Regions from separate parts of the Homo sapiens genome. Here all the other regions are linked to region 2. Evidence: chromatin loops called from intact Hi-C (ENCODE). Cell type or tissue: psoas muscle. All regions are shown on one strand.

Region 1 (8,000 bases), 100 kb before region 2:
GCATTCTTCTCCATGAAATAGGTCCTGACTGGTTTCTCTCTCTTTTTTTTGTTTTTGTTGTTGTTGTTGTTGTTGTTTTATTGAGATAGAGTCTCACTGTGTCGCCCAGGCTGGAGTGCAGTGGCACAGTCGTGGCTCACTGCAACCTCCACCTCCCTGGTTCAAGCAATTCTCCTGCCTTAGCCTCCTGAGTAGCTGGGATTATAGGCGCGCGCCACCACTCCCGGCCCGGCTAATTTTTGTATTTTTAGTAGAGACAGAGTTTCACCATGATGGTCAGGCTGGTCTCGAACTCCTAACCTCAAGTGATCTGCCCACCTCAGCCTCCCAAAGTGCTGGGATTACAGGCGTGAGCCACCACGCCCAGCTTAGTTTTCTCTTTTTACAAAAGAGAGAAAGCAAGGCAGAAAAAGGCTAGTTTGAAATGGTCAATCAGTGCTGACTGCTGATTAGTACCCTGGAGATGTATAATGCCAGGAGTCTATTCCCAGCATCTCCCCCTGTAGTTGGAGATTATGGAATTGGTATCACAGTTAATTATTTATTCGCTTAGGAAATGTGCAAAATATTTGCCTTCCACTCAGTTTCTGTTGAGCACTTCATAAATTATGAAGCCATTTCATATCCATTATCCTGTTTTAACCTGGCTCAACCCTAACAGATAGGCAGTTTAGATTTTATCATCTCTGTTTTCCAAACGAAGTGAGAGAAGTAGAGAGGTTAAGTGATTTGCTCAAATTCATGTGGTCTCCAAGTGGTGGCACCAGAACTAGCACTCAATCTTGTGACTTTCCTTTTAGTATCTATCCATTAGACATGCTGCCTTTGAAGTCTGGTCAGTGAGTGCTTTATTGTTTGCTTTTTCTTTTAACACAGACTCAAACAAAGGACTTTTTATTCCCTTCCCCAACCGGGAAATAAAGGATTCCCTAAGTACTTCTGCAACTCAGGGCAATGGTACACGTGATCAGAAATTAGACACCTTCCCACTGGGGACACAGGTAATGTATTCACTCTCCTGCTGATCTGTTGACTAGTCAATGATTAATACTGATAATTCAGTGGGCTCTCAATTATTTATGAAGGTCTCAGAGGACTTGTTTGATGAAGGCATTTTAGACCCTTTTAAAGGAAAGGGCAGGACAGAATGCAGAGTACCTTCTCCATTAATTTCAATCTCCCATTTCCCTCTCTCTCACACTAACCTGTTATCTAATGTCATATATTTATACATATAACTTTAGCATATCTATGAAAGGCATTTTGGTCCTCAAACAAGAATGCAACTGTTACAGTTTTTGGCTGGTTTTAAATTTTCTCCCCTCTATCCAATATCTCCATCTCCTGTTGCCTTGCTTCTTACATTTTCTACCTACACCCTTTAATACTGAGTCTTACATTTTAGGTATGACTTTCCCAAAGCTGCCTCTGCAGTATAACAGAAAAAGTAAAGTTTAAGGGGTAAAGATGGCATGGAAGTTGTGGGCAATGGGAAGATAGAGATCATGCAAGATGGGGGAGGAGTGAAAAATAAGGTTTTAGTGAAAAAATTGGTGACAGAAGGGATGCAACCATTATGTAAGACTTGTTTGTGTGAGTGAATATGATACAAGGAGCAGAACTGACTACTTTATATTCACCTTCTCCCTTTCTGTGCCTTTTCTTTGATACATTTATGAGCAATAAAATTGTAGAAAATAGCCAGGAGGAGAAAGAAAAGCAGCAAAGGCTCTGATTAATCCATAATTTGGACAATCAAGACTGAATTAGTAAAAAGTTAGTACTATTCTTTTCAGTTTGGGTATAGACTACCTTCATCTTTTAAAAAGATAAGCATTTAATCAGTTTCTTTGTTTTTGGAGATTATACTTGGGTGACTTAGAAACAATCTCAGTTACCATTTTTTAAAACCATATTGACTTAAGGAAATGGAGACAAAGAGTATTGCAATCTCCAGTTAAATAGCACTTCTTAGATAAAAAAGCAAACAAAAAAACTTCTCTGAAATTACTTCTTGAAGTGAGAAAAAAGGAAATTGAATAGTTTGCTGTATCTTTTTAGTTTAAGAAATAAGGAAGTGGGATTTCTTTCTCTCCATGACTACCAAAAAGACACTGAATACTTTAAGATAATTTTTTTAAAAGCAAACCCTAGATGGCTTTCTGTTTTCCTTCAGTCCTTGCCTAGTTATGCCTCAGATTAATTTTCAGCCTATTAAAACCCCCTTAGCTATGGTGGTTGATAGCTTTATCAGCTGGTAAAATAAGCATGAGAGTCCTTTAAACAGAAAAAGCAAAGCTGGAAAGTGGCCCTCATCTACCTTCTATGAGCTATCTAAGGCAGAGAAAGTACAGTCATTGTTTGCTATGTCCTTTACTTCCTAAGGATATTCAAGCAACTCTGGAATCTCCTTGTATTGTGACTGTTTTAAAATAGACTTAAACTGGACCTTTGCTTAAAGGTCTGTTTCCCTAGCTTGCAAGGATAGTCTTTCCCATTAATAGGAAGGTATTCTGAACCCCTAGTCTAATAAGCTCACATTTGAACGCGCATGGACTTCCTTCTACCTAAACTTTCGAACTTTTTTTAGACACAGGAAGTAGCAAGAAGGGAGATGCCAAGTGACAATCACCAGGAAGATGGTAAATATTTTGCTCACTGAGTATTTTTCCCCCACACTAATCAGAGAAGTCTGGATGTGATGGGATTTGGGAGATGAAGATGTCTCAATATGGGGGCCCTATTTAGTCAACTAATTTCTGCTTTTGTGAGGGACTGTCCTGGATGATTAGTAACCTGTGAGACTTTTCTGCTTAAAGAGTGCATATTCTGACCTCCTTTGTTCTTGATTTTTTTTGCGTTGGATGACTATTCTTTTTGTTACCTTTCTTGCCTTCTTTTGTATTTATTATTTTTTATTCATCCATTTGTTTCTCTCTACTGGTTTATAAGTTATATACATTTTCTATACTTTTAGTATTATTCCCCAAATGATAATATGTATCCTTAACTTACATAATTTTTAAATTGTTAATACCTTAAGTCTTCTTTTGGATAATTCAAAAACCGTACAGTACTTTATTTCATTTACTCTTTCCTGACTTATATGTTGTTATTATGAATTTTAATTCTCTATATTTTTAAAGACTTCACAAGATATTATTTTTTATATAGTCAGTGTAGATTTAAATCTATCCATTAATTTACTACTGTTTGTTCACTTCCTTTTTCTTCCCAGGCTTCCCTTCTGATATCATTTTCCTTTGCCTTACAGTGGCACATACTTTAATGTAGGTCTATTAGTGATGAGCTCTTTCAGCTTTTCTTTGTGTGATAATGCCTCTATTTCACTATCATTCTTGAAGGGTATTTTAGATGGGTGTAGATTTCTAGGCAGTTCGTTCTCTCTCTCTCTTCCCACTTCCTTCTCTCTTTTTTTTTAATTTTTTTTATTTTTGAGACAAGTTCTCAATCTGTTGCCCAGGCTGGAGTACAGTACAGTGGCACAATCAGAGCTCATAATAACCTCAAACTTCTGGGCTCAAGCAATCCTCCCACCTCAGCCTCCCAAGTAGTTAGGACTACCACCACACCTGGCTAATTAAAAAAATTTTTTTCGGACCAGGCACAGTGGCTCATGCCTGTAATCCCAGCATTTTGGGAGTCCGAGGCAGGTGGATCACCTGAGGTCAGGAGTTTGAGACCAGCATGGCCAACATGGTGAAACTCCATCTCTACAAAAAATACAAAAATTAGCCGGGCATGGTGGTGCTTGCCTATAATCTCAGCACTTTGGGAGGCCGAGGCGGGTGGATCACTTGAGGTCAGGAGTTGGAGACCAGCCTGGCCAACACGGTGAAACCCCATCTCTACTAAAAATACAAAAGCTAGCTGGGCATGGTGGCATGTGCCTGTAATCCCAGTTATTCGGGAGGCTGAGGTACGAGAATCGCTTCCCTCTGGGAAGCGAAGGTTGCACTGAGCTGAGATTGCGCCACTGCACTCCAGCCTGGGCGACAGAGTGAGACCCTGTCTCAAAAAAAAAAAAGAAACAGAATTTGTCTCCAGAATGTTATAGATTCTTTACTGTTTACACAAAAGTCCCACATTTTATTGGTGGTGGTGGTGTTCCATGTGGAAGTCCTTTCATCACTTTATGCTACCATTGATCAGAATTATAAACCACCTCTTCCTGAGAGGTGTTTCTGGCAGACAGAGAATATGTTCAGTGAACAGAGGTACTCCCAGCTAGGCCACAAAGAATTCTTATCATGTTTTGTTTTTTTGCCTTGGTGGTGTTTAGAGTTCAGACACTACTCGCCTCGTCAGTCCACAGTCCGATCCCCAGAGAAGATGACTAGAGAAGGGTACCAAGTATCTTTTTTGGACAATAAGTCTTCAGGTTCTTCTCCAGAAAAGGAATTGATACCAAAACCTGATACTTTTCATCTTACCCATGATGCCTCATTGAGTAAATGCCTGGATGTGGGTGATTCTAGCCAGATCCATCCCTATCAGTTACCTTCAGATGTTGGTCTGGAAAATTATGACAGTTGTTATTCTCAAACTCTATCCCTGCATGGAAGTCTTGGTAAAAGGCCTCAGAGAAGCAAGAACTATCAAGAGTATAGCATAAAGCCTTCAAATGACATAAAGACCACCGCTTCACATTCCTGTGGAGACTTATTAACTTCTCTGTCAAACCCTGACTCCAGCACTGGAAGGCTTTTGAAGCTTAGTTCAGGTAACAGCTTCCTGTCAGTTTACAGGTCTTCTTCATAGGCATGAAGATAGAAGATATAAGTGAAAATTTTGGAATTAACCCTTCTGAAATTGTATTAGCATTTCTTAAGTTGTATTTTAGGGTCACCAGTGGTTCTTGGAACCTCGAGAAATCTGTAGGGTATGAGTTTAACATGATATATATATTAGGGAAAATTTGTAGGAAAGTGAGCATTGCAGCTACTTGCTATTTTAGTTAAGCAGCATCCCAGGACATCTAGTCTTTACTCACAGTCACTTCTATTCTGACTTACTTTCAGAAGAAGTTAGTTTCAGGCTGGGCACGGTGGCTCATGCCTGTAATCCCAGCACTTTGGGAGGCTGAGCCGGGTGGATCACGAGGTCAGGAGTTCGACACCAGCCTGGCCAACATGGTGAAACCCCGTCTCTACCAAAAATACACACACACAAAATAGCTGAGCATGGTGGCATGCGCCTGTAATCCCAGCTACTCAGGAGGCTGAGAGGCAGGAGAATTGCTTGAACCTGGGAGGCAGAGGTTGCAGTAAGCCAAGATCGGGCCACTGCACTCCATGGGCAACAGAGCAAGACTCCATCTTGAAAACAAAAACAGAAGTTAGTTTCAGAGTTAGTGACAGAGATCACTCTTCTGTTACTTATTTATTCAACCAAACTCATTGAACACCTACAGTGTCCCAGACACTGTTCTAGCTCTGGAGATAAAGTAGCAACCAAAATAAAGTTCCATGTATATTTTACCATAATAAGAAGACAGTCCCTACTTTCATAGAGCTTACATTCTCATGGGGTAAGACACATGATAAACATTTTAGCATGCAAATATATGTCAGGTTATGGTAAATGCTGTGAAAAAATTATATAAGGGCATAGAGCGTGATAAGGAGGAGGCGATGCTTTAGATAGAATGGTCCAGAAAGCTTCTCTGATGAGGCACCATAAAAGTAGAGACTTGAATGAAGTGGGAGTATAAGCCATGTGGGTCTGGGAGGAGAACTTTCTAGACAGTGGGAATAAATGCAAAAGTCCTGAGGCTGGAACATACTTTTCATGTACAAGGAACCTCAGGGAGGCCAGTGCGGCCTCAGCAAAGAAAGTAGAGTGTATAGATGAAGTAAGAAAGATGCCAGACTTTTTTCTGGGTGAGATCAGAAGGAGTTGGAGAGTTTGTAGCAAGGGAGTGATGTGATCTCACTTAAGAATTACTGTGAATGTTGGGCTGAGAATAGACTATGGGGAGGAGGGTAGAAATTTTTTTAAAATGCTTTGGAGAGATTGGAATCAGCGTAACAGATGATGATGGCTTGGGCTAGACAGATAGCGGTGGAGGTGGTGAGAAGTAGTCAGATTCTGAATATGTTCTGAAGATGACACTCCATGGTTTGCTGATGGATCCAGGATAAAGTGTGGGAGAAAGAGGGTCAATGGTAATTCTGTGGTTTTGAGTCTGAATAACTAGAAGAACAGAGCTTTCATTTACTAAGATGGAAAAGAATGGGAGGTAGAGATTTTAAGATAAATATCAAGAGTTGGGTTTTGGACATCTTAAGTTTCAGGTGCCTTATTAAAACTTTCCAGAGATGCCAATTTGGTAATTGGACATACTAGTCCAGAGTTTAGGGAAGAAGGTATGGCTGGAAATATAAATTTGGAGATTATAAGTGTATGGGTGACAGTAAAACTCTGAGACTGGATGAAATCTCACCAAAAGAGTGAATATAGATAGAAAAGAGATCTGAGGACTGGTCCTGAGCCCTCCAACAATTAGAAGTAGATAAAGAGAAACCATCATGGAGAGTGAGAAAGCAGCAGCCAGTAAGATAGAGGGGAAAAAGCCAAGAGGAAGTAATATCCTGGAAGCCAAGTGAAGAATGTGTTTCAAGAAGGAGGGAGTGATCAATGCTAGGTCAAATGCTTCTCCTGATAGGGAGGGAGGGAGCCTGGGACTGAGAAGTGATTATGGTATTTGGCAATGAAGAAGACATTAATGAACAGCTTCAGGGGATGCATGAGAATGAAAGCCTCACTGAGGTGAATTCAAGAAAAAAATTGGAAGCAAGGCAGTAAAGTTACTGAATATAGACAACCCTTGTATTAGTCTGTTCTCACACTGCTAATAAAGACATACCCAAGACAGGGTAATTTATAAAGGAAAGAGGTTTAATTGACTCACAGTTCCACATGGCTGGGGAGGCCTCACAATCATGGTGGAAGGTGAATGAGGAGCAAAGTCACGTCTTACATGGTGGCAGGCAAGAGAGCTTGTGTAGGGGAACTCCCCTTTATAAAACCATCAGATCTCGTGAGACTTACTATCACCAAGAACAGCATGGGAAAGACCCGCCCCCATAATTCAGTTACTTCCCACCAGGTCCCTCCCATGTCATGTGGGAATTATGGGAGCTACAATTCAAGATGAGATTTGGGTGGGGACACAGCCAACCCATATCAACCCCTTCAAGGAGTTTTGCAGTAAAGGGAAGCAGAGAAATGGAACTAGCTGGAGAAGGGATGGGGTCAAGGAGATCCTGGTAGAAGTGATCTAGTAGAGGGAAAACTGATGATGCCAGGGAGAAAAGGGACCGTTACAAGAAAATGGAATCCAGTCCACCAGTGGAGAGGCTGGTTTTAAATAAAAGCACAGATAGTTCATCTATTGTAATAAGAAGGAAGGCAGAGAATTTATTAATACAGATACAGGAGAGTTGGTAGATTTGATGGTGTGATCATGTAGATGTTTTCTTTGATTGCCTCTCAGGGAAATAAAGGAGGTTGGCACCTGGGTGTAAGGAGGGAAGAGAAGGTGTTGGAAGTTTGAAGAGAGATGTGAAATATTTGTCTCAGAGAATAGAAGAGTAAATTGGCCAGAGTATTATATTAGGAGATGCCGGGCACAGTGGCTCACACCTGTAATCCCAGCACTTTGGGAGGCCAAGGCCAGCAGATCACTTGTGGCCAGGAGTTCAAGACCAGCATGGCCAATATGGTGAAACCCCATCTCTACTAAAAATACAAAAATTAGCTGGGCATGGTGGGTAGACCCAGCTACTCGGGAGGCTGGGGCAGGAGAATATCTTGAACTCAGGAGGCAGAGGTTGCAGTGAGCCGAGATTGTGCCACTGCACTCCACCCTGGGCAATCGAGCGAGACTCTCTCAAAAAAAAAAAAAAAAAAAAAATCAGAAGAACTGGGCACCACTAAGGGCGCAGTTACAATAGTGGTCATGAGTTTAAAGTGAG
Region 2 (8,000 bases):
TTGAGACCAGCCTGGGCAACATAGTGAGACCTAGTCTCCACAAAAAATAAAACAAAATGAGCCCAGCGCAGTGGTACATGCCTGTAGTCTCAGCTACCTGGGAGGCTAAGGTGGGAGGATGGCTTGAGTCTGGGAGGTTGAGACTGCAGTGAGCCAAGATCATGCCACTGCACTCCAGCCTGTGAGACAGAGGGAGACTCTGTCTCAAAAAAAAAAAAAAAACCTGGCCCATGCCCATGTCTAGCTTCTGGGTCTGCTGGCCTGCACCACCTGAGCAATCCTGTCAGCTCTTGATGCTGGGCTCCTGTTCCACACGCACAGCCATCTTCAGAAGGACACGAAGGAAAGTTGGGGCTCACTCAGTTGGAGGTGGAGGGGATTTCTAGGGCTCCCTAGAGGTGGCTGTTCTCAGTGAGAATAAGCAGGTCAGGCTGGATCCTGGCAGGAGCATCCTGCCAGTTCCACGGTGCCTAGAGCCAGCCCAAAGGAGAAAAGTAGGAAATACTCATTTTGCTTTGACCTAGGCCCTGTGTTTGGGCTCGTGGGATCAAACCTCATCTGGGGCTGTGAGCTCATGCACTGTCAGCATAAAGTCCCATTCCCTGCGGCTCATAAAAACTGGACAGAGGCTGGGCGTGGTGGCTCATGCCTGTAATCCCAGCACTTTGAGAGGCTGAGGTGGGAGGATCACTTGAGCCCAGAAGCTCAAGACCAGCCTGAGCAACACAGAGAGACTCTGTCTCTACAAAAAATACAAAGATTAGCCAGATGTGGCAGCATGTGCCTGTGGTCCCAACTACTCGAAAGGCTAAGGTGAGAGGATCACTTGAGCCCAGGAGGTCAAGACTGCAGTGTTCATGCCACTGTCCTCCAGCCTAGGTGACAGAATGAGACTCTTTCATGAAAGAAACAAAGAAAGAAAAAAGAAAGAGGGAGGGAGGGAGGAAGAAGGGGAAAAAAAAAAAGAAAGAAAAAGAAAAAAGAAGAAAAAAGAAACTGGACAGAGCAGCCCAGGCCAGAGGTAGAGTTAATCCATCCCATACCTTTCGCTGGCAGAGCCAAGAGGCTTGGTCCAGGCAAGAAGATGGCAGAAGCAGTAACTATACAAGCTGGTCCAGTACAGCACCCCCAGGACCCCACCCACCCTGCCTTTCAGCCCTCCCCTCAGCGGCCCTGCTCAAGGGCCTTGTGGGACAGGTGCGGGGGCAACAGTAACATGCCAGAGTGAGCCAGTGCTGTGGACCTGGGCTGGCCCCTGGGAGGGACGTGGTCACCTGCTTGACCACACAGTGGAAGCTAGGTCCAAATGACTGAAGCCACTGGGGGAGGTGGGAGGCATGGAGCCTGGGCAGATACCGAAGGGTGACATTCCAGGACCCTGTGCTCTCCCAGGCCTTGTGATATGGTATCTAGTTTGAAGGTTAAAGGGTTGGGGGCATGGGAAAACAGGCAGAGCTGAACCCATGACCTGGCAGCCTCAGGGCCTTGTGTGCTACATCATGGACTGCAGCTCATCTGTATTCATCAGCTCCCAACCCTTCAAGTTTCAAGCTAGATCCCATGTGGCAAGGCCTGAGGAAAAGACAAGGGCCCCAGAAACAGGGTCCTTTTTGCATGACTACCCGTTCCTGAGTTGGGGGCCAGTTCACAGAGATATAGTCCAGGCATCCTTGAGTGAACAAATGGAAGAATAGATAAAGGGGGAAAAAAATCAAAGAACATAGAGTGATTGGTCAGGAACTGCCAAGACAGGTGTCAGGAGACCATAATTACGCCCTTGGGCCTTACCTTGGACCCAGCTTCCCAGATGAAGAGAGCTGGATAACGGTACCTCCAGGAGCCTGTCCAGCTATGACACTGTTCTAGCCTCGTCAGGCCCAGACCACATTGACTCCCTGCAACCCAGCCCCTGAGGGCCACTCAGGGGCTCCCAGTGAGACCAGTGGCCTGGATACCCATGGAACAGCCTCAGAAGAACTGATGACAGCTGCAGGGGAGACCCTGGGGCTGTGGAGCCTCTGAGTGGCCACCAGCACAGGGACAAGGGCAGGCAGTAAAAGCTGAGTTTCAGATGACTCCTCAGAGGGAAAAGCCCCATCCACCAGCCAAGCACGAAAGCCTCTGTTGAGGTCAAGGCCTGAAAACCATTGCCTGAGCATCCAAAGTGGGGCAAGGTCTGGGCAAGTGCCCAGGGCCAGGCAAGAGCTGGCCAGGAAAGCAGTGTCCAGCACCAGTCAGGGCTGCTCCTCCACATATTCCTTTCCCCTGCCACCAATCTGCCCAGCGGTCCTCAGGACCACACACATTCACACAGGGGCAATCCCAGCACTGCCCCTTGTGCCTACTCCTTGGTCCTTCAGGGGAGTTGCTAGGTTTGGACACACAGAGCAGGTGCCCAGGCCACAAAGCAGCAGCCTAGCCTACTAAAGCACCCTTCGGGGCCTTGACTTTCCTGCCTCTGAAAAGGAGGAAGACCAACATTCTAGTGCAGGATAGATTTTTTAAAACATCAGCCAGGGAGTAGGTGTTGGATGAGGCAGACGCCAAGGAGCCCAATGGAGAGGCCTCCAAACTGGGGTACAGGGTAGGAGAGACTTGTCAATCAACTGATAACCCATCGCCAGCCTGACCGTGTGGACCTGCAGTGCTTACATGGTGTTCAGGTGCCTGGTTTGGCCATCTCCCGGAGTCACCCTGCATATATGTACCTATACATGCCACATACATCCTACATGCCCCTCAGAGGGAGTGCCAAATGAGGTTGAGGAGAGAGAAAAATTCATCCTCTGTCCTGAAGACAAATTTTCCCTCTCCTGGAGAGGCCAGGGTGGCAAGACAAGAGTGGTGACTACCTAGGGAGGTGCATGGTTCTAGGAGCCTGAGAAGTGTAGCCCTGATCCCTGGGCTGCCTCAAGCTCCTACTTGGAGCTCCCAAGACCCATGGGTTCATAGCACACTGTGCTGTACCTGCAGCTCCAACTCTGAGCTGCTGGCATGACCCAGGTGAGGGTAAATGAGGACGGTGTGGTGGGCAAGGCTGGAGCAGCCTGCACTGGGCACCAAGGCAAAGAGCATCAGGAAATGTCCCCTGGCCTTCTCCTTCCCAACCCAGGAAGATAGGGCACAGGGAGGTGAGGATGGGTAGAGGTACACAGACAGGAGACACTAAGCGACAAGCCCTACCTCATCTGAGAAGGCCAACTGAGACTTAAGTGAGGGAAGTAGGGCCCAGAGCAGAGACCCAAGGGACAGTGCTGGTGGCAGCTGCCCCACGGAAAAGCAGAGAGAGAGCCTGGATGACTCACGGGGTCCAGCCACACCTCCCTCCCCAGGCTCCTTGAGAAGTGGAGTGATCCTGGCGCACCCCCTTGTGGTGGGAGGATGGCATTGTCCACAGCGAGGGGCCCCTCTGGTGGGAAGAGGGTACGCCAGCTCCAGTTCCCCTTCAACACATCCCTCCAATTTAATCACTGCCTCAGACTCCTGGTCAGCATCTCCCAGTCATCAACCTCTGAGGGAGTGGGACTACAGGTACCCACAGAGCTATGCAGGAATGTCTCATAAAGAACAGGAGTTGGGCCAGGCGCGGTGGCTCACGCCTGTAATCCCAGCACTTTGGGAGGCCAAGATGGGCAGATCACCTGCGGTCGAGGGCTCGAGACCAGCCTGACCAACATGGAGAAACCCTGTATCTAGTAAACACATACACACACACACACACACACACACACACACACACACACACACACACACACAAAATTAGCCAGGCATGGTGGCGCTTGCCTGTAATCCTAGTACTCAGGAGGCTGAGGCAGGAGAATCACTTGAACACGGGAGGCGGAGGTTGCGGTGAGCCAAGATTGTGCCATTGCACTCCAGCCTGGGCAACAAGAATAAAACTCTGTCTCAAAAAAAAAAAAGAACAGAAGTTGGCCGGGCACGGTGGCTCACACCTGTAATCCCAGCACTTTGGAAGGCCGAGGCTGAAAGATGACTTGAGCCCAGAAGTTTTGAGACCAGACTGGCCAACATAATGAGACCTTGTCTCTACCAAAAATAAACAAAATCAGCTGGGCGTCGTGGTGCATGGTTTGCAGCCTAGGTGGTCAAGGCTACAGTGAGCCATGATGGAGCCACTGCACTCCAGCCCAGGCAACAGAGTGAGGCCCTGTCTCAAAAAAAAGAAAAGAAAAGAAAAGAAAGAGAACAATAGGTGGATATAAGCCTGGAAAGCCAAACCGGAGACCACACAGACCTGAGTCGGTCATAAGGAACTGGTCTGTCTTGCATGAGTGAAGACAAAGCCTTCAGAGGGACAAGGCTGAAGAGGACGTGGAGGGAAGCATGGGCATCCTCAGCCCTCTACACTCTTGCTCTCCCTCTCAGCCAGACCCTCCCAAGTCTCCAATTCCCTTTATCTAAGTCTCAACTCCTTTTGTCTCTACTGCCTAGTATGTGTCTAATAAAAGCAAGTGCTTAATAACTCAGAAACAGGGAAATCTATGATATGGTGCATCCCTGGGGTTGGGGGGTGGGAGACTTGGCTTTTCCTCCCCCACACCCCCAAAGCCTAGTACTCAGCCAGTGCCAGTAGAGCTGTCATGGCTGGGCACAGTGGCTCATGCCTGTAATCTCAGCACTTTGGGAGACCGAGGTGGGCGGATCACGAGGTCAAGAGATCAAGACCATCCTGGCCAACATCGTGAAACCCCGTCTCTACTAAAAAGACAAAAATTAGGCGGGCGTGGTGGCGGGTGCCTGTAATCCCAGTTACTTGGGAGGCTAAGGCAGGAGAATCGCTTGAACCCAGGAGGCGGAGGTTGCAGTGAGCCAAGATCATGCCACTGCACTCCAGCCTGGCAACAGAGTGAGACTCTGTCTCAAAAAAAAAAAAGAGCTGTCACTCATCCAATCAGGCAAATATCTATTGAGCATCCACTCTGGCTAGGACTGCGCTGTTGAATCCTTACAACCTACGAGTAAGTGATTTCTGTTTCATTTTACAAGTGGGCAAATACATCTCTGCATCACACAGCTGTCCGGAAGGGAGCCATGGTCTGCCTGATGCCTGGCTCCACACAGAAGAACTCAAGAAAGGTTCTGGCAACCCATAGGGGCACTAGGGTCCTGACCCTGAGCAGGCGCAGATGACTTAGAGACAGTCATATCATGTCCTTGCACCTGTTCATTCTGGATGCAGATCCTCCTAACAAGCTGCAGTGTGTCTGATCACTGAGCTCAAAGCCCAAGAGCAGCTACAGGTTGGGAAGGGGACCCTGGTGCTATAGCAGGCATCCTGACCACAGCAGGAAGAGTGAATGGGTGGCCTGACAGAAGGCCAGGGACAAAACTATGGGAGGCAGACCTGGGCCCTCAGGGACAGTGGTTCTGTTCCATCTCATTCCAAGTCTAACAGCCGTTAATGCAGGAGAGACTCTGCTATGTTCAGTGTATGCCACTTAAGAAAGCAGGGAGCCTGGGCAACATAGTGAGACCCTGTCTCCACTAAAAAATAAAAAATTAGCCAGACATGGTAACACATGCCTGTACTCCCAGCTACTTGGGAAAGGTGAGGTAGAAGGATCACTTGAGCCCAGGAGGTTGAGGCTGCAGTGGGTCATGATCATGCCACTGCAATCCAACCTGGGCGACAGAGTGAGACCCTGTCTTAAAAAAGGAAAAGGAGCTAAGCGTGATGGCTCATGCATGTAATCCCAGTACTTTGGGAGGCCAAGGCAAGAAGATCACTTGAGCCCAGGAGTTCAAGACCAGCCTGGGAAACATGGCAAAACCCCTTCTCTACAAAACATACAAAAATTAGCTAAGTGCGGTGGTGCATGCCTGTAGCCCTACATACTTGGGGGGCTGAGTTGGGAGGATTGCTTGAGCCTGGGAGGTCAAGGCTGCGGTGAGTTGTGTTTGGGTCACTGTACTCCAGCCTGGGCAACAGAGCAAGACCCAGTCTCAAAAAGAAAAAGAAAAAAAAAAAAGAAGGAAGGAAAGAAAGAAAGGAAAGGAAGCAAGCAAGCAGGGAAATGAGACTAATATATTCCAGAAGTGTATTATGCAATGTTTAAAATAAGGTGTTGAAGCATTTCCGTCTCTGCCATCAAGAAACCCTAGTCACCCAGAAAGCCTTATTTACTAAGGGCCCTGAATGGCTGACATCTGCCTAGGCTGAGGGTACTTCAAAAGGCCTAGCAGGGGTTCAAGCACTGGCTCCACCTCGGAAACCAGGCCCAAGAAATCGCTGAGTAAACCCAAGAAAAAGTATATGTTATCACCCACCAGAGCAAGTTCTGACAAGACATCCTGTGGCAGGGATTTGGAAACAGCAGTTATTGGCTCCTGTGGGGACTCTTACTGACTTGACCATAAATAGCTTCTCAGATAAAATCGGGCTAAAGGCCAGGCGCGGTGGCTCACACCTGTAATCCCATCACTTTGGGAGGCCAAGGCAGGTGGATCACAAGGTCAGGAGTTTGAGACCAGCCTGACCAACATGGTGAAACCGCATCTCTACTAAAAATACAAAAATTAGCCAGGCGTGGTGGCACACGCCTGTAATCCCAGTTACTCAGAAAGCTGAGGCAGGAGGATCGTTTCAACCTGGGAGGCGGAGGTTGCAGTGAGCCGAGATTGCGCCATTGCACTCCAGCCTAGGCAACAAAGCAAGACTCCTTCTCAAAATAAATAAATAAATAAATAAATAATAAAATCGGGCTAAAGTATATGCCAGTGCAAGATGTAACCAACAAAGGGAATACAGGAGTAGGGGTCAGGAGGAAGAGGCAAAGGACAGACAGAAAAACAGCCAGTTAAGTGGTCACCTGCTCACAGTGGCTATACCTGGACAGGGGCCCTGCAGCTCTGGCCAGCTGACATGAGAAGGGTCCAGCTCTGGCCTGGGCCCTCAAGCACCCCCATAGGACTTGGGAGTCTTCAGGTGTAAAGAGAAGTGGCTTCATGGGGGTTCCCTAAGACTCAGACCAGCCCTACAATGCCCCACAATGCGAAACAAAACCTGGACCACAAAGGTCCCAGGCTCTCCAGCACAGGCCTCAGCTTTGATGGCTGCTGGGTGTGGGTACCCTTCTCTTTGCTTACCTATATGTCCTAATTTTCCTTAAATATCTTTATTGAATGTATCAAATTATAAAATGTGTTCACTGTAATACATTTAAACAATAGAAGAGTACATAAAAAGTCAACATTGAAATCTTCCCCCTACCAGCCTCTATAAATCCCTCTCCCCAGAGGTTGTCACTCATGACAACTTGGCGCCTATGCTTCCAAAAACATGCATATATGTCCATCTGGTAGTCTACCAAGATGAGGGATTACATGTAACGCTTTGCAACTTTTCACCTAACAACATATTTCTAAATCAGCCCTTATGGAACTTCATGCTTTTGAGCACTCTCTCGTAGTATTCCATTGTAAGAATAGACCATGGTTTACTTAACCAGACCATAACCAAATCACCGGATATTCCATTGGTTCTAATAGTTTGCTGCTACCAACAAGGCTGGCATAAACACCTCTGTACATGCTATCCCATGTTAATCTACGGGACACAATCTTATAAGTTGGGTTGCAGGGTCGCACGGTATATACATGCAGTGTTTTGACAAAGGGGTGACAATGTATACCCCTTGGAGAGTCTACACCAAGTCATCCTTCTACCAACTTTTTGGAATTAAAAAATTATATTTAGTCAAAAAGAAAACAAGAAAACAAAAAACCACCATGCCCCAGCATCATGCAGGAAGAGACACGGCAGGAATCTGGAGGGAGAGCCCAGCTGTCCCTCTCTCTGCTCCGCTTGCCAAACTGGGCTCCATGCCAGGTGTCCTCGTTAGGCCACACTTGTGTCCACTTGGCCCACAGTTAAGGCTGCTCTCTAGCCTCCTGGCAGGACTTGTGGGCAGAGCTAGGCTTCCAAGGCAGGCTTGCCCGGCTATGAGCCAACAGATGGCCTGGCGCGGGCCTAACTGCCA
Region 3 (8,000 bases), 190 kb before region 2:
TATCCAGCTTCAATAATTACCTACTCATAGCCAATCTTATTTCACCTAAACCTCACCTATGCCCCACCCTCCACTGGGTTCCTTTGATGCAAGTCTCAAATATCATATCACTTTATCAATAAATACTTCAGTACATGTCTCTAAAATATAAGGATTCTTTTTTTTTCTTTCAAGATGGTCTCTCTCTGTCACCCAGGCTGGAGTGCAGTGGTGCGATCATAGCTCACTGCAGCCTTGAATGCCCCGACTTAAGCAGTCCTTTTGCCTTAGCCTCCCGAGTAGCTGGGACTACAGGCACACACCATCATGCCCAGCCTTTTTTTTTTTTTTTTTTCTGGTAGAGATGAGGCCTTGTTATGTTGCCCAGGCTAGTCTTAAAGTCCTGAGCTCAAGTGATCTTTACTTCTCAGCCTCCTAAAGTGATGAGATGAAAGGCGTGAACTACCATGCCCAGCCAGATAAGGATTTTTTTTTTTTTTTTTTTGAGTTAGGATCTCTCTTTGACACCCAAGCAAGAGTGCAGTGGCCGGATCATGACTCACTGCTTCCTCAACCTCTTGGGCTCAAGCCACTCCACCCGGCCTCAGATAAGGATTCCTGATGCATGCCTCTAGTCAATTGACCCCAGGAGGCTGAGGCTGCAGTGAGCTATGATCACGCCACTACACTCCAGCCTGGGCAACAGAACAACACTCTGTCTCTTGGGGAAGAAAAAAGGATTCTTTAAAAAATATGTAACCACAATGCCTTTCCCATATCTAAAAATCTGTCATCAAACATCGTTCAAATTTCCCTGATTATATATATATATATATATATATATATATATATATATATATATATATATATATTTTTACAGTAGGCTTGTCCAATGTCCCTTTTAACCTATAGCAGTGATTCTCCAGGGGGATGGTGGTGGAGTGATTTTGCTCCCCCAGGGGACATTTGGCAATGCCCAGAGACATTTTTGGTTGTCACAACTGGGGAGGATGGCCTTGGATGGAGGGGTAGAGGCCAGGGATGCTGCTAAACATCCTACAATGAACAGGACAACCCTCACCAGCAAAGGAGTAGCTGTCCCAAAATGTCAAGTGTCAACTTTGATAAACCCTGATCCATAGTTTCCCCCAAACCCCCTACTTTTTTTTCTTCACGATGTATTTACTGAAGAAACCTGCTTATTTGTCCTACAGTCTTTCTCTGTCTGGATTTTGTTGGTTGCATCCCCAAAGTGTCATTTAATATGTTTCTCTGTCTCTTAAATTTCCTTTAAACCAGTAAATCCACAGGCAGTGGCTCACACCTATAATTCCAGCACTTCGGGAGGCCAAGGTGTGCAGATCACCTGAGGTCAGGAGTTTGAGACCAGTCTGGCCAACATGGTGAAAACCTGTCTCTACTAAAAATACGAAAAAAAAAAAATTAGCTAGGCATGGTGGTGGGCACCTGTAATCCCAGCTACTCTGGAGGCTGAGATGGGAGAATAGCTTGAACCTGAGAGGTGGAGACTGCAGTGAGCTGAGATCGTGCCTCTACACTCTAGCCTAGGTGACAGAGCAAGACTCCATCTCAAACAAACAAAAAAACAAAAAACCTCGCCTCATCAATTATTTGGTTACTTTGAGGTACAGTTCACCCAGTAAATGCTTGATTCTTTCATTTATCAGTTTTCAGACCAAAGAATTCATTCCCTAGCAGCCTGTAAAGGTGAATACCAAAGGTTTTTTGTTTTACACTTTTTGTTGTTGTTATCGCATTTTAATATTCCAGGTCTTTCAAGAGATACCATTTTACTTTTAATCATAGCATCAATACATTTCACACATGTACTCAAACAGAAGCTTATTGGGCTGCTCAGGACTTTATCGATGAACAGATACAGGCTGTACTGTACTTTGGAGAGCTGGGGTGGTTGGTGGCCAGAGGAATTCTCTTTCCAGGTTTCCTCCTTCAGAACCTCAGATTTCCTGTAATTCAGCCCCGCCCCTGCAGTTCTGGGATTCTTAGCTCAGGTCCCCTATGCCTCGTCATCCCCTTTGCGGCAAAGCTCTGGCCTGCTGTTAGGTTTGCATGAGCTCACACTCCTGGGCTTTGTCCCACCAAAGGGCTGTGGTGGGTACTCAGGCAGGATGCTCAGCAGAAAAACCTTTGGCCTGTAGCCTCCAGGTCTTTCTTTCCCTCTCTGGTGGCTGGCGTTTCTCCCTCGCTGGTTGGCTGGGATGGGGCTTGGCAGGAGGCTGTTTCAGAGACCAGTGCTGCAGTAGGGTGAGGGGACTGGAGATGGGGCTTCCTGCCTGGCTCCTGCTTTTGCTATCTTCTTATTTTTTATTTTTATTTATTTTTTATATAGAGTCTCACTCTTTCACCCAGGCTGGAGTGCAGTGGCGAGATCTCGGCTCATTGCAACCTCTGCCTCCCGGGTTCAAGTGATTCTCTTGCCTCAGCCTCCCGAGTACCTGGGATTACAGGCGTGTGCCACTGTGCTTGGCTAATTTTTGTATTTTTAGTAGAGACAGGGTTTCATCATGTTGGCCAGGCTGGTCACTAACTCCTGAGCTCAGGTGATCCACCACCTTGGCCTCCCAAAGTGCTGGGATTACGGCATGAGCCATAAGCCAACTTTCCTTATTTTCGTTTCTTTGATGAAAATAATGTTCAATTTCTTGAGCAACTACTGTGTGCCCGGCCCTGTGCTAGGTGTTGGGGATAGAGTGGAGAGTAAAACAAGCTGTGGTACTTCGCCTCAGCAAGACATTCATCCGATAATCGCAAAAATGGACGGCATATGGAAACTGTGGCATGAATTTATAAGAATGTGCTTATACTTGAGATTTCCACTGTATTGGTAATGAGTTCATGTGTACTCTCTGTCCCCAGGAAGCCTTGAGGTGTGCCCAAGCCCACGAATCATTCCCCCCTCCCCAACCTGTGCAGAAAAGGAGCTCCCCTGGAAGAGTGGGCAGGGGGACCTGGCAGTGTACGTGTCCTCGGAAACCACCAAGATTGTGCCTGTGGACATGCAGACGGGTTGGAACCAGAGCATCTCATCCCTGGAGAGCCTAGCGTCCCCTCCCTGTAACCAGGCCCCAATTCTGACCTGCCTGCCTCCCCATCCACGGGGCACTGAAGAGCCCCAGGTCCCTCTCCACCTACCTTCTGATCCACGCTCTAGCTTCGCCTTCCCACCGAGCCTGGCCAAGGCTGGCCGCTCTCGCAGTGAGAGCAGCGCTGACCTCCCCCAGCAGCAGGAGCTGCAGCCCCTCATGGGCCACAAGGACCACACCCATCTCAGCCCAGGCACCGCTACCTCCCACTGGTGCATCCAGTTCAACAGAGGCAGCCGGCTGTAGCTCAAGGCCTCGGGGAGGAGCAGGAGGTGGAATCCCTGTGGGAAGTGCTCCCTGGGTGATGGGTAGAGCCCTCGAAACTTGACATGGGGCCAGAAGGGCCTGGGTTGAAGTAGTAATTGGGCTTCCTTGGAGCTAGTCAGAGGGGTCACCTAAGCTGGTCCTCACAGGGGCCTTTCTCACCACCTCCCTGCTCCTAACCCCTGCCACTTTCTGTTTCATTAAGGCCTCTACTCTGGCTCAGGACCCAGTCCAGGCCTTCTACGGGCTAGGCCCAGAGACTTGGGTTGCTGGTCCCCCTTCCCTAGTGGGTTTTCCCGGGGACTCTATAGGCAGCTGCTCCTGCCCGCAAAGCAAGAGCATCATTCCTATTCTTCAGTGGATGCCAGCCTTCCCTGCCCCAACTCCCTCCCCAGCACTGGGTCAGTGGTGTCCTGGCAGTGAGGCTCCGTGAGGGGCTGGCCCTTAGAGGAACTGGGGTGGGAGGTGGGGCAGGCCTCACCCTTGGGCTTTGCTGCCCTGTTGGGTCAGCTACCCATAGTCCATTTTTTTAGGGCAGTGGGAACCTCTGCCTCCACTTCCTGCTTTAGCCCCTTCCCTTTGCTGCCAGGTATTGGGGTAATATTTCCTCCTTTTCCAAGACCAAGGCCAAGAGGCTGGGCCAGGCTTCAGTTCAGGCCTGTTGCTTAACTGGGGTCACCCTGGGATCTGCTGCTCTGGGTCTAAGTCTAGACCTTTCTGATCCTTGGGTCTGGGTTTTTTGAGGAGGGGACATAGTGGCCTCTGGGCTGCCATGTCACCACCTGAACATTCCCCAAACAGAGAAGGAACCCAGCATCTCAGGGCCACTGCTCCATTGCTCTGGGGGCTGGGATGCCTGGCTAAGCAGGGGCTGACAGGGTGGCAGGTGACTTTCTAGGGATCAGCACCTGCCCTGTGTTTTGTACCTTGAACCTAAGATATATTAAACATCTCTCAGATGGATGGGTGTCTTGTGTCCATGTGTCAGGGGGTTCTTAGGGTGGGGGGCAACAGGGGCATCTGGTGAAGGAGGTGAGAACCCAACTGCCTGCCCCAGGGATTGAGAATGGAGGGGAATCCTAGGCAGGACTATTCATCCTTCTGGTCCCCTGTCATGCATTCCCCAATACTTTTCCAATATTGTCCCCTTAGCAGGGGTCCTGCAGTGGTGGTCAAGGGGATCACTGTTTTGGCATCGAGTCACAGAACTAAAAGTCTGCAAAATGAGAAAGGCTAGCAGGGAAAGACCCCAGAGGTCAGGTGCCAAGCTGTCCTGATGCAGCCACCACACACCTAGGACCAGATGAGCATTTCTTGAAAACCTGGATGCAGGTACAGGACACATGAACAGAGGTGGCCTTTTGCACATGACAGACAGGAAGGCAATCTCAAGGGCTCACGGGATTTGGTTACCGTGTTTATTTTTTATTTTTGGAGACAGGATTTTGTTCTATCACCCAGGCTGGAGTGCAGTGTCACAATCATAGCTCACTGCAGCCTGGAACCCCTGGGCTCTAGGAATATTCTCGGCACAGTCTCCCAAGTAGCTAGGACTACAGGTGTGTACCACCATGCCTGCTAAATTTTTAGTTTTTGTTTTTATTATATTTATTTATTTTTAGAAACAGGATCTCACTCTGTCACCCAGGCTAGAGTACAGTGGCATGATCTCGGCTTACTGCAACCTCTGCCTCTTGGGTTCAAGCAATTCTGCCTCAGTCTCCTGAGTAGCTGGGACTAGAGGCACATGCCACCATGCCTGGCTAATTTTTTGTATTTTTAGTAGAGACAGAGTTTCACCACGTTGGCCAGGCTGGTCTCGAACTCCTGACCTCAAGTGATCTGCCTGCCTCAGCCTCCCGAAGTGCTGGGATTACAGGTGTAAGCCACTGTGCCTGGCATATATATATATAATTATATATAATATATATAATAATATATATTATATATTATATATTAATATAATATATAATATATATAATATATATTATATATAATAAATATATAATATATAATATATATTATATATAATAAATATATAATATTATATAATTATATATTATATAATATATATTATATATATTATATAATATATATATTTTTTTTTCCTGGAGGTAGGGCCTCACAATGTTGCTCAGGCTGTTCTTGAACTCCTGACCTCAAATAATCCTCCTGCTTTGACCTCCTCAAGTGTTGGAATTACAGGTGTGAGCCACCTCACCTGGCCATCTCTGAGTGTTTATGATGCAAATCAGATAGTGTGGGGTCCAGAAACATGAATAGAAATCCCTAGATGGCCGGGCACAGTGGCTCATGCCTGTAATCCCAGCATTTTGGGAGGCCAAGGTGAGTGGATCACCTGAGGTTGGGAGTTCGAGACCAGCCTGACCAACATGGAGAAACCCAGTCTCTACTAAAAATACAAAATTAGCTGGGTGTGGTGACACACGCCTGTAATCCCAGCTACTCAGGAAGGCTGAGGTGGGAGAATCACCTGAACTCAGGAGAATAGCTTGAACCCAGAAGGCAGCGGTTGCAGTGAGCCGAGATTGCACCATTGCACTCCAGCCTGGGCAACAAGAGCAAAACTCCATCTCAAAAAAAAGAAAAAAAAAGAAAAAAAAGAAATCCCTAGATAAGAGCAGTCCCAAATCCAATTCCCCTGGTGTCTAAAGGACTTAAAACAAAAACAAAAACTTTGGCCCAGCACAGTGGCTCACGCCTGTAATCCCAGCACTGTGGGAGGCCGAGGCAGGTGGATCACCTAAGGTCAAGAGTTCAAGACCAGCCTGGCCAACATGGTGAAACCCCATCTCTACTAAAAATAACAAAAATTAGCCAGGCATGGTGGCGCTCACCTGTAATCCCACCTACTCGGGAGGCTGAGGCAGGAGAATGGCTGGAACCCGGGAGGCAGAGGTTGCAGTGAGCTGAGATCGTGCCACTGTACTCCAGCCTGGGGGGCAGAGAGAGACTCCATCTTAAAAAAAAAAAATCTTTGAGAGCTGGGCACAGTGGCTCATACCTATAATCCCAGCACTTTGGGAGGCCAAGGCAGGCGGTTCGCTTAAGGCCAGGAGTTCAAGACTAGCCCGGGCAGCATAGCAAGACCCTGTCTCTACCAAAAATCCAAAAAATTAGCTGGGCGTGATGACTCGCAACTTTAGTCCCAGCTACCCAGGAGGCTGAGGCACAAGAATAGCTTCAACCCGGGAGGCGGAGGTTTCAGTGAGCCAAGATCGCACCACTGCACTCTAGTCTGGGTGACAGAGCAAGACTCCATCTCAAAACACACACACACACACACACACACACACACACACACACACACCAAAAAAACCCCATATATATATATATACACACACACACATACACACACATATATACACACGCATATATATACGCATATATATACACACACATGTATATACACATATACACACATATATACACATATACACACACATATACACATATATACACACACATATATACACATATATACACACACATACACACACATATACATATATACACACATATATACATATATACACACATATATATACATATATACACATATATATACACATATATATATATATATACACACACATATACTGCACTGCACTGACTAGAGTGCAGTGGTGCGATCTCGGCTCACTGCAACCTCTGCCTCCCGGGTTCCAGCCATTCTCCTGCCTCAGCCTCCCGAGTAGGTGGGATTACAGGTGAGCGCCACCATGCCTGGCTAATTTTTGTTATTTTTAGTAGAGATGGGGTTTCACCATGTTGGCCAGGCTGGTCTTGAACTCTTGACCTTAGGTGATCCACCTGCCTCGGCCTCCCACAGTGCTGGGATTACAGGCGTGAGCCACTGTGCTGGGCCAAAGTTTTTGTTTTTGTTTTAAGTCCTTTAGACACCAGGGGAATTGGATTTGGGACTGCTCTTATCTAGGGATTTCTTTTTTTTTTTTTTTCTTTTTTTTGAGATGGAGTTTCGCTCTTGTTGCCCAGGCTGGAGTGCAATGGTGCAATCTCGGCTCACTGCAACCGCTGCCTTCTGGGTTCAAGCTATTCTCCTGATTCTCCCACCTCAGCCTTCCTGAGTAGCTGAGATATATTTGAGATATAAGTCACATACCATAAAAATTCACCCATTTTAAGTGTACAGTTCAGTGTTTTGAATATACCCATAGGGTTGTGCAGCCCTTACCACAATCTAAGTTTAGAACATTTTCATCATCCCCCAAAAAACCCTGTACTCATTAGCAGTCAGTCCTCATCCCTGGCCCTCCTCAGCCCTAGGTAATAACTAACCTACTTTCTGGCTGTCTGGATCTGAAGGACTTTTGACACACTTGGAAGGTTATACTTTTAGCCAACTTACCTTTACTTTTTCTGCATTATGCGCAGGGAAGGTGTGATGAGAAGGAAGAGTGACTTGGGCTTTGCCCTTAGGTTGTTTACAGGCCACAGTGATAAGGCCTCGTAGTTAACTAGTCGTCAACAGTTTATTTTTTTAATTTTTATTTTTTACTCTTTTTGAGACAGTCTCAGTCAGGTCACTCAGGCTGGAGTGCAATGGTATGATCTTGGCTCATAACCTCTGCCTCCCAGGTTCAAGCAATT

Evidence for each region. Peaks named below come from ENCODE experiments on the same cell type or tissue, not always from the same donor. Only the 100,000 strongest peaks of a DNase experiment are listed, where the experiment ranks them.
Region 1: it touches region 2 in a loop (2.4-fold over the local background); 28 of 110 quality-filtered maps call a loop at or near these places.
Region 3: it touches region 2 in a loop (3-fold over the local background); 21 of 110 quality-filtered maps call a loop at or near these places.

What each region holds. Positions count from the first base shown.
Region 1 is chr16:67,362,714-67,370,713 of GRCh38, forward strand. It overlaps LRRC36 (leucine rich repeat containing 36), which reads left to right. Exons shown (of 14, transcript NM_018296.6): 6 at 877-1,001; 7 at 2,591-2,642; 8 at 4,304-4,744. Among named protein-coding and RNA genes, the nearest start is that of TPPP3, 27 kb to the right of the region's middle. In psoas muscle, no CTCF peak of the experiment used is centred here; no DNase peak of the experiment used is centred here; H3K27me3 peaks cover 279 bases.
Region 2 is chr16:67,462,622-67,470,621 of GRCh38, forward strand. The region is part of intron 1 of ATP6V0D1 (ATPase H+ transporting V0 subunit d1); the gene reads right to left. Among named protein-coding and RNA genes, the nearest start is that of ATP6V0D1, 15 kb to the right of the region's middle. RefSeq lists enhancers at 2,814-3,314, 3,315-3,815. In psoas muscle, a CTCF peak has its summit at 3,379 (motif pointing left); DNase peaks (open chromatin) are centred at 2,180, 3,330 and 7,870; H3K27ac peaks cover 2,187 bases.
Region 3 is chr16:67,267,861-67,275,860 of GRCh38, forward strand. SLC9A5 (solute carrier family 9 member A5) reads left to right here. Exons shown (of 16, transcript NM_004594.3): 16 at 2,878-4,331. The coding sequence ends at 3,350. The region is part of intron 2 of LOC124903701 (a long non-coding RNA gene); the gene reads right to left. Among named protein-coding and RNA genes, the nearest start is that of PLEKHG4, 7.7 kb to the right of the region's middle. RefSeq lists a silencer at 2,774-3,031. In psoas muscle, no CTCF peak of the experiment used is centred here; a DNase peak (open chromatin) is centred at 591.